Linked DNA regions of Mus musculus: region 2 is linked to region 1. A link is a loop called in an ENCODE intact Hi-C map of the cell type or tissue named here. Cell type or tissue: heart. All regions are shown on one strand.

Region 1 (8,000 bases):
AGGTATCAGGGTGAGTGTGGCCTCATAGAATAAGTTTGGTAATATTCATTGTGTCTCTAATTTGTGGAATAGTTTGAGGAGTATTGGATTTAGCTCTTCCTTGAAAGATTCTGCATAAAAACCTGGGCTTCTTTTGATTGGGAGACTTTTATTGACTGCTTCTATTTCATTAGGTATTATAAGTTTATTTAAATTGTTTACCTAATCTTGACTTAACTTTGGTAGTTGTTATCTGTGAAGAAAATTGACCATTTCATTAGATTTTCCAATTTTATGGAATAGAGGATTTTAAAGTAAGACCTAATGATTCTTTGGATTTCCTTTTTATTTGTTGTTATTTTCCCCTTTTCATTACTGATTTTGTTAATGGGGATAGTCTCTCCCTGCCTTTTAGATAGTTTGGCAAAGGGTTTGTCTGTCTTGTTGATTTTCTCTAAGAACCAGCTCTTGGTTTCGTTGATTATTTGTATTTTGTTGTTGTTTGTATTGTTCTCTCTATCTTTTTTTTTTTATTTATTGACTTCACCCCTGAGTTTGATTGTTTCTTGTCATCTACTCCTCTTCGTTGTGTTTGCTTCTTTTTGTTCTAGAGCCTTCACGTGTGCTAGGGCGAGATCCCTCCAGTTTCTTTATGAAGACATTTATTGTTGTGAACTTTCCTCTTAGCACTGCTTTCATTGTAGCATAAGTTTGGGTATGTTGTGCCTTTGTTTTTATTGAATTCAATAAAAATCTTTAATTTATTTCTTCTCTGAACCAGTGGTCATTGAATAGAGGTGTTCAGTTGCTGTGAGTTTGTAAGCTTTCTGTTGTTTGTGTTGTTGTTAAAATCCAGCCTTAATTCATGGTGGTCTGATAAGATACAAGTAGTTATTCCAATCTTCTTGCATCTGTTGAAGCTTGCTTTGTGACTGAGTACATGATCAGCTTTGGAGAAGGTTCTGTGAAGTGCAGAGAAGAAGGTATGTTCTTTCATGTTTGTATGAAGTGTTCTGTAGATGTCTATTAGGCCCATTTGATTCATATCCTCTGTTAGTGTCACTATTTCTCTATTTAGTTCTGTCTCAATGACCTTTCTGCTTGTGAGAGTGGGGTGTTGAAGTCTCTCACTATGAATGTGTGGTGTTCAATGTATGATTTAAGCTTTAGTAATGTTTCTTTTATGAATTTGGGTGTCTTTGCATTTGTGGCATAGATATTCAGAATTGAGATGTCATCTTTGTGGATTTCTTTCTTTGATGAGTATGAGGTGGCCTTCTTTATCTCTTTTGATTACTTTTCATTGAAAGTCTAAGTAGCTAGTTAGAAAAAAAAATGTAAATTTTTTTTCCTAGATCTTAGGGGCTCTTCACCTAGCCCAGTGCCTCAAAGACTGTTTTGTTTGGAATTGCAAAGGAGTAAGATCCTATAAGGGGAAAGAGAGTCTCCCCAGTAAAAGTGTCATTTTCTCTAGTGTCTTTGGCCCTGGTGTTCAGAGAGAACGCCACTATGTACTCACTATGTTGCATAGAGACTACATCCTGGCAGCCAAACCCTGTTTAAACCTTGGAAATCAAACACAGATGCATTTCCCAAGAATTGTCATTAATTCCTTGTTTCATTAGACAGGTCCTGGAGTTTGGTTTCTCTTTTGGTAAAGTGAGACAACCTTTCTCATTTGTCAGAATAAATAGGTGAGAAAAAAAATAAAACCAATAAGTGCTGCACTTTGCAGTTGAACACATTCATTAAGTTCCAAGAATTGACTTATTTCTAAAATGTTATTATCTTTATTAGAAATACTACAAAGGGAAAAACTGGAAATTAGAATACAAGAAAATATTGGCTTAAAGTGTAACTAACTAGATCATTTAAAAGACAATTATTATTCATGTCATTGACATTTGAAATAAAATAATCATGAAAAATAGATGTCTTGATTATTTTTGGTGAGAATTCAGAGGTTGGCTTATTGGTTCTAAAGTTTAATAAAATTAATTGGAATTTGTGCATTCTTGGAGAAGGAAAGATTGACCAAGTACCTCTGGAATACTTTTACTTCATATTTTCCCAGACCTATTTTATTTCCTCTTTCATCAAATAAAATATCAGAGTTTTTGCACTTCAAATTTATGGGTATAATTTTTATGATAAACCATTAGCTTCCTTCCCAATAGTCACTTGGCGTGACTATGCAATCATTCTGTATTTTATGAACTCAAATGACTTCAGCTGGATCATAATCAGATAAAGTTATCAATTGTAGTCGGCCTGGAAGGCCAAGGGATCAAGTGGGGACTAGGCAGGACAAGATGTCCTGAGATTGGAGTTCGTGCTCCCAATCTGTGTGACCCCAGTTAAGCTATGTTTCTCCATGGCTTCAGTTTCTTTTGTCAAGGGGAAGGTGCATATATGGAGTCTGCCCACCTCTGGTTGCTTTGTGTAGTATTGAAAACTGTGATGTCGATGCTTGAAGATGCGCAATGCAGAAGACCCTGCTGTTTTATATTTAACAGCTCCTGTGTTCATCTACATAGACATCAAGTGAATTTCTTGCTTTCTAGATCACTTTATTTCCTACATTCCTTTTCCTTCATATCTCTGGCACTATTCCTCTAGTGCATTTATTCTGGAGAGTTTGTGAAGCCAGTTTGTGTTTATGCTTATTTTTCTCACTTTCTTCAGTTTTTCATCGAGTTTAGTTATTTCTTCTTTTATGTCATAAACTTTATGTCATACCCTGATGTTCTTGTTATCAAAATATTTGACTCCCCTCTCTCTTACACTCCTGCTAGGCAAACATTATACTACTGAGATATAATTCAGTGCCTTCCCATCTGTTTTTAATCAACACAATTTTATTGTCGCACCGACATACTCATTTGTTTCCTTATTGTGAATGCTATTTGTGACAGGACGGATGCCTGGAGGAGAAGCTGTAAAATAAGGCAGATACAATAAGAAAGCTACGTGATTCCACTTATCTATGGAATGTAAAAAATTGCATTCAAGAAAGCAGAGAGCAGAATGATGGCTGCCAGAAGCACCGAGGGTAGGAAATGGAAAGTATTGATCAGAGAGCATGAAGTGCCAGTTATATAGAGAGAATATTCTCTAGAGATATAGTGTTCACCATAAATACAATACAATCAGTTATTTTTTGTTGTATAGTTGAAAATTTCCAAGACACTAGGTTTTAAGAGTTGTCAACATGTGAATAAAATAGATATGTCAAATAGCTTCATAGTAATCAATTCATTATGTATGTGCATAAGAAAGCATCATTTTAATAAGCAAAACAAACAACTTTTATCTCTTCCTGAAAAAGAAAAAGACACCTATGCCCTTCATAATCTAACTTATTTAGTATTTGAAAAATGCTATAAGAATGCTTGATAACTTCTGCTTTAGAGGCCAGAGATAGAGTGGTGTTAAAAAACAAAACAAAACAATAAATTTGTAAGTTTTCTTTTATTTTGAAGGAAGAAACTTTATGTGTGAGTGTGTGTTTGTATGTGTGTGTTTATATGTATGTGTTTGTATGTATATGTTTGTGTGTGTGTGTGTTTGTATGTGTGTGTTTTTGTGTGTGTAGTGGAGGGGACACATGTGTGTGGAGCCCTGAAAAAGACATCACATACTTTGCTCTATTTCACTTTACTCCCTTAAGACATCAGGTTCACTGAATATATAGCTAGAAGCAGCCAGCATGCCCCATAGATCCTCTCTGTCTTCTGCAGCCCAGCTCTCCTGGATCATAGGTACACATGCGGCATGTAGTAACAGACAGCTTTCTACATGCGTGTTGGGAATCAACATCATGTTTGTGCAGCCCTACCCTCTGAGCCAGTCTCAGCCCCTTGAAGGAAGACATTTTTAAAAACTCCATTGATTTCTTGTGTTTCTTTATAATGAAGTTCCTTGTCAGCCTACTTAGACTAGAGACCAGTGCTGATGTAGCGATTGATCCATTGTTTTAACAGACAAAATAAGGGAAGTCACCCGATTTTGTCATCTGTGTTTCTCCTGACAGTGCCAAATGTGCTTATATTTATTCTTTACATTTCATTTATACTTTTACATTTCTCGCATGAAGGAAAACAGTCCAGTCTTCCCAAAGCATTCAAAGAATATTAGACAAGTAGAGAACAAAGTGTGATACCAGACAAAGTCCAACAGGTGGCTGTATTTCTCAAAGTTTCAAAACCAGCTAGGCCATCTGTTGCATGCAAATTTTCATCCCAGCTTGTAGTTCTCATTGATCATTTGATTCTGGAATCACCAGTTTTATGACAAAGGACGGGCAGTGTGGGGTGGGAGGCAGACGATGAGAGGGTGTACACTACCAGACATGATTTAATTGATGATGTTATCCAGATTAGTTCTTTTATTGCTCACTGCACAATAAGTTAATCAGTAAAACTTCAACAGTTCTACTTCATCCTACCATAGGTAGTTTCATACATGTTATTTGTTGAAGTTACTAATTTATTTACATGTCTTAAAGTAAGAACTATTATTGTTCACTCTTCTTTCTTCTTTTATCAAAATAATTTGATAGGTTTATATCATTCAATCAAAAAAAGCATCAAAACGTGGAGTTGAGGCACACAACTTTGCTCTCAGTACCCAGAAAACGAGGCAGGAAGGTCAGTTCCCAGAAGACGAGGCAGGAAGGTCAGTTCCCAGAAGACGAGGCAGGAAGGTCAGAAGACAAAGGTCATCCTCAGCTACGTAAGTTTGAGCCTGGCTGGGATACTCTAGTATACTTAAGACTCTGTCTCCAGAAAGAAGCTGAAGGGGGGGGGGGCACGGAGGAAACAGGTCACTGCATCAGCTGTAAGTGATGTTACATGACCATTATTGGTCTCATTCTCTCTGCAACTTGCAGTTTGTCTCATTTCCTCAGAGCTGGCAGAGGGACATTCTCACAACAGGTCTAAATGTGCTCTGAATATCACCATGCTAGTTTCTGTCTCCTACTGCATCGCTGTTTACATGGAATCTAGTTCTGCTCCAAATGATTATTCAAAATATTTCATAAGTTACCATGGTTTCTGTCAAAGATTGACCCTGCTCCGTTGGTGTGTGTGTGTGTGTGTGTGTGTGTGTGTGTGTGTGTGTGTGTGTGTGGTGATGTGGATCAAACTCAGAGCATCATTCATACTGAGCAAGAGCTCTGACACGAAACTAAAACATTGAGAGAGCATTTTAAATTCTTATAAAATACTGCTATCTGTCACCTATTAATTTTGATATTACAGCCTAAGATGCAAAAAATAAATTTGGAAATTTATATGGCATATATAAGATATAGTCAAGTTTTAGAATATGTAATTATAACCTCAGGAACATTACAATAAAATATGAGCTGTGCAAGGAGGTATTATTATATTTATGTTGAGAGTCAGAATAAACTATTTTTCTACTAACATTATAATCAGATATGCACTTCTTATATCAATTATTTCCTCTCTCTACAAAAAATAAGGATCAGTGGACAGACCAGAAAGATAATGGGAAGACAAACTCTGCCTACTTCAGATCTTGCTAGTGCTGAGATTAGCTACATAGAGCGTAAGGTCCTGTGCCACTTTAGGCCATTGTATCTGAAAAAAAAATCAACCCTGAAACCCATCCTATCATCCCACCTGAGGAAAAAAGATATCTATACGTTCTAGCTTTCAGAAGAAGGAATAGAGTATGGAGGTCAATTCTGTCTATTTTAATTAAGAAAGAATTTGAAAAAGATCAAAGAACTAAAGTAGTTGCGAGTCTACATTGATTAGAGAAGGCACATGGAAAATACTGTCACGCCTTCTTGCTGTTGAAAAGTATTGGCTGAGTTGGATTATCATTTTCTATATTCATAGCAACTTCTAAGAGCAAATGCAGTCAGTTTTACTCATTGAAAAATTTTCCATTAAAGCTTAGAAGTATCATATATTAATGCTTCCATGTATTAGTTCAAAATACTTATTTAATTCTCTCTCTCTCTCTCTCTCTCTCTCTCTCTCTCTCTCTCTCTCTCTCTCTCTCTCCCTCTCTCTGTGTGTGTATGTGTGTCTGCATGTGTATGTGTGCACGCACACACAAATGTGCATGTGTGTGTGTGTGTGTGTGTGTGTGTGTGTGTGTATCTCTGTGATAGTGCTCATGTATGCATGTGTATATTCATGGACCCAAGAGAACAACCTTGGCAGTTGTTCCTTGGATACCAAGGAACAACATGTAATTGAGGCAGTTTCTCATTGGCCTGGGGTCACCAGGTAGGCTAGGTTGGCTGGCTACCATGTCTCAGGGATTTGCCTGCCTCTGCCTGCCTAGGATTGAGATTACAAGTGCATGCCACCCCAGATGGAAATTTTTACTTATGAGAATTGAGTTCAGGTCTTTATGTTCACTGAGTATACAATTCCTGAATCCCTGTTTAATGATTTTTATGTGCCATGAACTAGTAGATGTAGAGTGGTCTGCATGGAATGTAACATCTATTTATTTTTCTGTAGTTCCTCTAACAAATCACTGGCAAAATTGTGCTAGAGTTCTGTAGGTCAAAGTCCAAGCAAATTTGTCTGAGGTAAAATGAAGGGTCTGGAATGGCTTTATTCCATTGCAGCGGCCAGGGAATAGTCCTTTTGTTTGCTCTTTCCAGAAATTGGGGCTTTGTTTATAGTTCTGTCCATATCTTCAGAGTCAGTGATGTGACATCTTTCTGACCTTCTGTCCTTCGTTGTACATTCCTGTGACCACAGCTGAAACAGTTCCCCACTTTGCAGAACTCATGTCATTACATTGGACTCATTTGGACAATCCAGACTTAGCCTAACTGCAGGCTTGTGCCTTTAATTATACTTGACAAGTTACCTTCAACCTAAGTTCTGGGCATCTCAGAAAGGAATCTTTGGGGGTACTGCTGCGACTGTTATGTGGAACTTAAGAACTAATAATACTGCTGTGAGTCATGAACAGTGACAACGGGACAAGGAGGCGACTCAAATGACTGACAGGCAGGATGAAGGTAGTGACAGTCTGAGGCATTCTTGTTGACGTTAGCTCATGAGAATTCTTGGCTCCAAGTTCCAGGTATTTCTGCATATTAAGAAAAACTAGGAATCCTCATTATGTGAATACTACCAGTTTTTAAAACGTAAATGTATATCTCGGGAATAAAAAATATATATTTTAAAAATGTAAATATATATCTAGTCCTCTGAATTAGAAACTGAATTGGACAACTGGCATTCAAGTAGTTTATTAAATAAGTCTTTTGGGGAAACTAGATAGGGTATGGGAGACAGGCCAGGGGAAGGATGATATTTAGGATATAGTCTCGGGCAAAAGAACTCTATCCCGATCTCCTGGGGAGTGCTGCCGCAGGTAATAGTTCATAGTGTTGATCACAGGGAATTGGGCTTTCATAAATCCTTACTGGTAACCATTTGCTCTGAGCTTCCCCAGGGTCATGTAAACAGTCAGGCATTGAACCGACAACAACAAATGGAACTGCTTGTGATTCCATTGATTAGTTTGCTCCTTACTTTCTACTAGACACAGGATGACTATTAATGAGCCTAATTGGTTTTGTGTGTGTGTGTGTGTGTGTGTGTGTGTGTGTGTGTGTGTGTGTGTGTGTAAGGCTTCTATTTTTATTTTCCAGATATTAATCAAATGCATTTATGATGTTCAAGGAAAGTATTTTGATACATATATACACATTAAAACACACAATAGAAAGACTGTATTAAACTAATATATCTATTGCCTTATAGATACTTTTATTGTAGAGAATGGCTAAATTTTATTGGTTAATCATTTTTGGCATATTTTAACTGTGTTACACTGTGGGGATTTTAAGTCTTGAGAACCTATTCCCTCTGTCTAGTTGAGACACTTCTCCTTTGAACTATGGCTTTTAAAACTCACACCCCTGCCTCTAGCCTTTTTACTTCACTTTTACCCAGTATTTTAGTGTCTTCTCACGTAAATTTAACTTTCTTAGATGCTACACAGAAAAGAGT
Region 2 (8,000 bases), 670 kb after region 1:
CAGCTGTAGTTCAGTCTTGAAGAGACCGTCAGGCTTGCCAACCAGCCTGAGGCCAGGCTGCAGAAGTAGCAAGCTGCTGCAGGAACCTTGAGAGCAGTTCATGGTGAGTTTCTCTCAATGGCAGTGTTGTCACGAGTTGATCTCAACAACACTGCTATGTAAGGCAGTCCATTACATGTGTGTCATTCGTGAAGAGCAGGGAAGCAGAGCAAACCAAACCAAGGCTCAGTGCTCATCTCCCACTGTCTGTGGAGTCATATTTAAACTTCTTCATCAAGTGTCCTTTCGTGTGTTTGCTATATCCAAACATCCTTTCACCTATGTCTGCTTCAGGAACACAGTCTTTCACGTGCTTGCTTTAGCAAGATATCCTTTCACCTGTGTGCCCCAGTAAAACATCGTTTGATATAACTAACTTTCCAAAGAACTAGAAGTTTCCACTTCATATGGAAGGAACAGTTTTTCTCCTAATTGGACAATGTGCTTAACATCTCCCTTGGGGCAGCTGCTTCTGGGCTTCAGTCATAATCCTCACTTTTCTGAGTCTTAACTCAAAAAACATAACTTCTTCTTTTCTCCCTTTCTGTATCATTTTTGGGCACAATCCAAAAATCCTAAGCATGCTTGCTTTGGCACGCTGAGCTTTCTGTTTGGTCTGAAGGCCATTCCTCTTTTCTAGGGCTGCTTGACCAATTCAGAAGTTGGTACCTTTCCCCTTCCAAGATTTACAGATTGCATGCTCTGTTGGGTTTTTCTCAAACTCTAATGAAACAGTCCTTGAGATTCCATCTCTCTCTCTCTCTCTCTCTCTCTCTCTCTCTCTCTCTCTCTGTATGTATGTATGTGTAGCTAACCAAACTAAGAAATCACAAAATGCAACTTACACTCCCCCAGTTACATGGCCACTCTTCTCTATGTGCTTCTGGCATTCTTAAGGTCTTTCTGTCATAAAAATTAGAATATATCCCATTTTTTTCTCATTCTTCTTCTTCTTCACTAAGTTACACAGAAGAAGCTTCTAATTTGCCTGAAGTCTTCAAGCATTTGTATGTGAACAGAGATTCTATTCACCAATGATGTTCACAGCAGAGAGAAAGAGAGCAAGATTTTAATGTAAAGCCCTGCTTACAACTCCTGTGTTGCTGCTTGGCCAAACAGCTCCCCCTGGAGGCCAGAAAAATAATAGCTGTTCAGTAAAGAGGCTTTAGGCAAAGTTGGTTTGTTTTTATTTTGATTTGGTTAGTTGGTTTTTGCTCCTATGCTCCATCTCTTAAATTTTATGGTTTTTGGAGTTATCTTTATTTTATAGGTTTTGTGAATGCTGACTGCCAACGAAGACCTAAGACAAATAGTGGGACAAAATACCTCCATGTTCTTTACATGGGGTTTGCTCTGCAGGCTTCTGTGGCTTTGCAGCAGCATAACACCTTGGATCCAAGTGAACATCCCAGGGAAACAAGATTAAAATGCTTAGAATTTCAGAGCTCTAAGCCTCAGAACTCACACACCAGCTCCATTGTGTTCTATTGGTTGAGTGATAATGCTCTATCCTAGTGCAAGGAAGAGGACATTGACATCACTAGTTGATAGGAAGCATTTCAAGTAAGTCCTGCCACATGGTAAAGAGAGGACATGGGTGGGTGCCTCTGCTTCAATTAGAGACTCTGTTCTGACCATTTGTGTGGAAAGTGAGGAGAAAGATGACAGATGTTCTCCTTTGACCTCCACATGTCCAAATATGGGTGCACATCTGCACATTCGTGTGCATGCACCACAGACTCATATACTGCCTACAACACACACACACACACACACACACACACACACACACACACACACACACACACACCCCACAGATTTATATCCTTTGTATTGAACATGAGATAAAGCTAGATCAAAGGTGATGGTACACAATCCCGGGGCTAGTATTGGGAGTGGGTCATCACTACTTCCAAGTGTGAAGGGCCTGAGGCTGTAAATATTCACCAGTGCTCAAAAAAGTAGATACTGAGCAGGGACCATGGCTTTCAGAAGTGGAAGAGGCCCAGCAATGGGGTGAAGCAAGCAGGCATATGGAGGCATCTCTTACTTTGGATTTAATTGCTTTGAAAAGATGCCATAACCATAGCAACTCTTATAAAGGAAGACATTTAATTGGGGCTGGCTTACAGGTTCAGAGGTTTAGTTTGTTATTGTCATGATGGGAAGCATGGTGGTATACAGGCAAACATGGTGCTGGAGCAGTAGCTGAGAGTTATATATCTGGATCGACAGGCAGCAGGAAGAGAGTGACACTGGGCCTGGCTTGAGCATTTGAAACCTCAAAGCCAATGCCCAGTGACATATTTCCTCCAAGGCCACACATACTCTGACATGAACACTCCTAATAGGACCATTCCCTATGTGTCTATTGGTGCTACTTCCATTAAAACCCTGTGACATAACACTTACGATGTTTCTCCCTGTTTCATGCCAGTGCTGAGCAGAGAGTGGCATGGTTTAGCTTCATTTTAGTCATACCATTGTATTAAACTGGTAAGAACAAATACAGCGCTTGATATTAGCCAAAAGGATGAGAAAAGACATGGGAATCATCTCTCTCTTGCCTCTCTTACCAGTGCATCCAATTCACTACCCCCAAAATTAAGGCTAGAACTTAGAGGATAGCTGTGTCTGTCTTTTAGGGCATTGTCTTAGTTAGGACTCTACTGCTGTGAACAGACACCATAACCAAGACAACTCTTATAAGGACAATATTTAGTTGAGGCTGCCTTACAAGTTCAGGGGTTCAGTCCATTACTATCAAGGCAGTAACATGGTAGCACCCAGGCAGTCCACATTAGATTCATCCTCACAGTCACATGCACCTTGTAAAGGAGTTCTAAGTAGCCACGCCTTAAGCTTTATTGTGCCCCTGGGATTGGAATGACTGCTGCCTGGAAACCTAGAATGAGAATTATTGTTGCCTGAGATCTTTTTCCCAAATTGTCCCATGTTTTAAATCTGCTGACAATGAACCACCATGCACTAGGCTCCCTGATTCAGGTTGGTGAAGTCCGTCTGAACCGAATTTTCAATCTCATCTCTTCATGGGTTTGCTTCTCTGCCTGGGCACCTACAGAGTCCCCCTCAATTAGTGTGATGAAATACTATGACAAGATCAACTTGAGGAAGATGGGCTTTGTCTTCTCCTTCCATAGGATTGTTCATCACTAAAGGAAGTCAGCACAGAACTCATACAGGGAGGAACCGGGAGGCAGGAGCTGATGCAGAAGCCATGGAGGGGTGCTGCTTACAGGCTTGCTTGTCATGGCATGCTCAGCTTCTTTTTTCTTTTCTTTTCTTTTCTTTCCTTTCCTTTTCTCTTCTTTTCTTTTCTTTTCTTTTCTTTTCTTTTCTTTTCTTTTCTCCTCTCCTCTCCTCTCCTCTCCTCTCTTCTTTCTTCCTTCCTTCCTTCCTTCCTTTCTTTCTTTCTTTCTTTCTTTCTTTCTTTCTTTCTTTTCTTTTCTTTTCTTTTTCTTTTTGGTTTTTCGAGACAGGATTTCTCTGTATAGCCCTGGTTGTCCTGGAACTCACTCTGTAGACCAAGCTGGCCTTGAACTCAGAAATCTACCTGCCTCTGCCTCCTGAATGCTGGGATTAAAGGCATGTGCCACCACACCCGGCTTCAGCTTGTTTTCTTATTGAACCCAGGACTACCAGCCCAGGGCTGGAACCACCCACAATGGGCTGAACCATCCCCCATCAATCACTAATTAAGAGGATGGTCTAAAGGCTTGTCTACAGTCGAATTTTATGGAGGAGGCATTTTCTCAATCAAGGTTTCCACCTATCAGAGGACTATAACTTGAGTCAAGTTTATAGTAAAACTAACCAGCACAGTATGCTAACCTCTATCACAACACTTTTATCTTCACAGCAGTAGGTACCAATCTTTTCACATCGTGGCATCCACAGGAATTCTTGGCATTTGTACAGAAGCAAGTACACAAGTAAGAGAAGGGTATTCCAACCTGAGGCAACAGGACAAGAGGCTCTGCTGGTTCCAAAGATGGAGAATCGCTATCTTACCCATGCTCAAATCGGTTCTGTTCTGAACAGTAACGTCAACACAACTTACCCTAAACAATCATACTATCATACCCTTCAACTATAATAGTACTGTTCAGACTTCTTTGTATGGCACTTTAGATTTAGGAACAGAACTGGGAGAGCTCTGAGGGGTCATCTAATTTATTTACTTTGTGTTATAGACCCCCCCCCCCGCAAGCCCAGTAAGGTTAAAAGCTTACCTGAAACTTTTTCACTAAGGAACAGATTTTTTAAAATTACACTCATACTGCCGACTGATAAACATTGACAAGCTAAAGTTTAAGTGACTTGTCTTCTATGAAGGTTGTCCAGTTCAAACTCCTGAGAAATGACCCATTCATACCCAAACTCTAACAGTACTTATTCATATGCTATACAGGAAAAGGGGCTCAGGCAAAGCTCCAGTAGTTGTTTCAGCCTTAGCTTCCCTGTGTTCATGAGGTGATCAGGTACTGTTGGAGTCTGTCAAAAGACCCTCACTCACAAAGACTACAGAGACCTCCATTGCTGAAAACCGCAAGAGGTTTTTTATTATTCCAACATGTTGGGGACCCTCCTCAGCACCCAGGCAAGAGGAGAGACCCAGAATAAACAAAAAACATACTTTTTATGCCTTGTAAGGGGCAGATTTAGGTAACAGGGCTATCTGGCTTATTCTCATTGGTGTAGCAAGTAACCCTTTCACGCATTAGTTGGTTTGTATAGGGTGACTATGTAACCCTTTGGCCTAGTGACTCACTTTGCCTGCCCTTATGGTGGGTTATTATCAGCAAAGCAGCACTACATTTTGATCTTATAGGTCAGCTATTAACATCACAGCTCTTAATGTCACAGGGAATTTTAGAAAGGTCAGGGTGGTTTGTAGTCTTTCTCAGAATTCAGTGTGGGGCAGGGTAGGGGGATTTCTCTGGAAATTGCTATCTTGTTATGGTTATTTTTCTAAGAACAGCTCATTTTGTTTTGGCAGCTGTAGACTCAGTCATTTTGACTGCTATGTTTCTGAAAGTCCCTTCAGAGGGGAAGAGGCTGGGTGGTCTTGAACTTATTTTGGATTCTACAGTACCAGATATGGGTGTTGGAGTTGGAGGTGGGGTTAGGGTAGGCTAACTTATAAACCCAGATATCTATTTACTGGTAACAAAACAGTTAAAGGGAAGATACAATTTATATTGTTTATTCAATAGAGCTTGTATTTTTTTCTATAAAGGGTGAATTAGCAAATACACGAAGTATGAATGTATAGACGCACCATATTAAAGCCACTCTTTCTTTCTGGTTAGTTTATGTTGTCCAAAGCGTTCTACTATAAAAGTAACTTATGAGCACCGGTACAAACAACTCAATCGCTGCATTTGGCCTGTGGCCTTCCTGACCTCTTAATACCTGTTGTCAGGCAGATGGCTAATGGAGATGACAGAAACAAATGTACTGTTGAATAAAACAATTCTCCTCCTCCTCCACAGGATGTCTCTGCAGAGTCTTGGGTGTCCTGGAACTCCCCTGTAGACCAGGCTGGCCTTCAACTCAAGGAATCTGCTTGCCTCTGCTTCCCAGATTGCTGGGATTAAAGGCGTGCGCCACCACACCAGGCCCCAAGTTCTATTCATGTTCCAAGGGCCATGGTACTGAATGGGACAGATCACAATCCAAGTCCTCTAAAGAGAATATCAAAACCTGATTAAGTATTTTAAATAGAGAAGTGGTATGTTTCAGGTCTTCAGGATATTCGTCCCTCTTAAGTTGTAGAAAAAGAGCAGCAACGTTCACATGTACAACCAAGTTCCGACATTCATCGTCAGCAACTCTCAGGTGCGTTTCTAAGGACAAACTGCACAGGCGCTGGAACGCCAGAACCCTGACAACCAAGTGAAAACACATCCACGTGCTCGGGTCTCCTCCCGCGGTGCAAGCTCTTTGAAATCCAACAGAGAAAAATCGTCTTAGCATCCGTTCTTGCACTTTCGACATCGGCTTTTCGGCCATAAACCAAAACAAAATACTTAAATATTAAAAAAAAATAACCCAAACCGATGGTAACTCTTTTCTTGTATTTCTAGGCTCAACAGAGCATTTATTTGGAGTTTCTAGGCCGATCTTGAACGTCTGAGCCTGTGTGGAAACGGCGACACCCCTGGCTGCCGCAGCTGGGGGGGCGTGGCGTCTGTGACGTCATCTCCAGTGGCGCGGGCGACGGAGTTCCTTGGTTTTTCCGCGTGTAGCGTTGCTAACGCCGCCAGTGAAGCTGAGCCCAGGAGCGCGAGCGGCCGCCTTGCTTTCATCTGGTTGTCAGTTCGCGTCCGGGTCTCACGGGGATGGCAGACGATCTGGGAGACGAGTGGTGGGAGAACCAGCCGGCAGCCGCCAGCAGCCCAGGTAAGCTCTCGCCCGCCTCCCTCGTTCCTCCTGCCCTGGTCCTCGCCTCAGCTGCCTTACCCGCGTGTGGCAGTCGTGGCGGTCTGCCCGGAGGTGGAGCGCGGAGCCGTGGGAACATGGGACGGCGCGGGAACTGGGGAGGGACAACACCGTGTCACACGTGGAACGAGAGGGACCCCGTCGCCGCCTGCCAGTCTGAGAGGGCTACTTCCTGCGCTCTGGTTTTCTAGACTTTTTACTATTTTCTTGAGACTAGATAGACCGTTTCTGTACAGTTTGTCATAGTGGTTACCAGTAATCCCTGAACTAGGTTCAGATTGGGAATTCAAATCACAGACTCTGATACTCCGACACATTCTCCTTTTTCCTCACGTGTGAAAGGAGTAATTCTCTCCAAAAAATTGTGAAGATGTAGTGAAGGTAATTTAAAGTTGTATAGCACAACACAATTTTTGGCGTGTAGTATATGTACAAAATATTAAAGTAGCGTGTTCTTTATCATGTGTAGTTCGAGCCAGCAAGGGGCTTAACTCTTCTGCTTTACAGCAAATTCTTTTCTTTTCTTTTCTTTTCTTTTCTTTTCTTTTCTTTTCTTTTCTTTCTTTCTTTTTTTTTTTTTTTTAGACAGGGTTTCTCTGTGTAGCCCTGGCTGTCCTGGAACTCATTCTGTAGACCAGGCTGGCCTCGAACTCAGAAATCCGCCTGCTTCTGTCTCCCAAGTGCCGAGATTAAAGGTGTGAACCACCACTGCTCGGCTCCAACAGTTTCTATTATGGTGTACTATGTGTACCCATTCTGTGTGCAGTAGGCATTTTATTTTCAAGTAAAGTAGCATTAAGTAACCCCCCCACTCCAGTGGCCTTGAACATTTCATGCCCCATAAGACTTAACCATGCGATAGCTACTTCTATTGTTACTGTCTCAAGTCACCCTCCAAGGATCCAAGGTCCACCTGTCTCTAGTTTTAGATGGTAGGGTCAATGTCATATTTCCATTTATTTTGATCTCAGTACCATCTCACATGATAGCAAACAGAGTTAACACGTTTAGACCATTTCTCAGTGTGAAACTGAAAGTTACAGCATGGGTTTTGTGATTTAAGGGGAACAGAAGAGTAGAGTGTCAGTCCAGTGGCGAGTGGCAGTCTGGATCCCAGGGTTGAGACTAGACTAGGGATGACAGAAGTAGGAAGCTAAAAGTCAGGTAATCTGTAACTCTCAGTCTCCCCATCGTTTGAGGAGTGTTTCTCAAATGACTCAGTAGCTTCTTCTGAGTCTTAGATGCCCCCTCTCACCATACATGTAACAAGAAAACCGGAGTGTTCAGAAATGCCAGGAGACAGTGGATATGACAGTAATGCCAGTTTTCATTTGTTGAGCTCTTAGTATGATCTAAATTCTGAAACTCTTAATTCTCCTGCCTCAGCCTACCTATTGCTGTCATGCATTGTTTTTGCTGCTTTATGAGCACTAGATTATTCATCTTTGTAAGTGTACAGAGAAGTAGTTATCTTTATCCCTGTTGTATACGGGAGG

The links. Hi-C counts contacts between places; a loop is a spot of excess contacts. Peaks named below come from ENCODE experiments on the same cell type or tissue, not always from the same donor. Only the 100,000 strongest peaks of a DNase experiment are listed, where the experiment ranks them.
Region 2: it touches region 1 in a loop (9-fold over the local background); 6 of 42 quality-filtered maps call a loop at or near these places.

What each region holds. Positions count from the first base shown.
Region 1 is chr16:58,277,875-58,285,874 of GRCm38, reverse strand. No RefSeq gene overlaps it. Among named protein-coding and RNA genes, the nearest start is that of 4930461C15Rik, 130 kb to the left of the region's middle. In heart, a CTCF peak has its summit at 4,143 (motif pointing right); no DNase peak of the experiment used is centred here.
Region 2 is chr16:57,605,131-57,613,130 of GRCm38, reverse strand. Cmss1 (cms small ribosomal subunit 1) reads left to right here and starts at 6,264. Exons shown (of 10, transcript NM_025599.3): 1 at 6,264-6,465. The coding sequence starts at 6,405. It overlaps Gm51269 (predicted gene, 51269), which reads right to left and starts at 2,345; the gene lies at 2,286-2,345. In heart, a CTCF peak has its summit at 1,160 (motif pointing left); a DNase peak (open chromatin) is centred at 6,290; H3K4me3 peaks cover 1,642 bases; H3K27ac peaks cover 1,083 bases.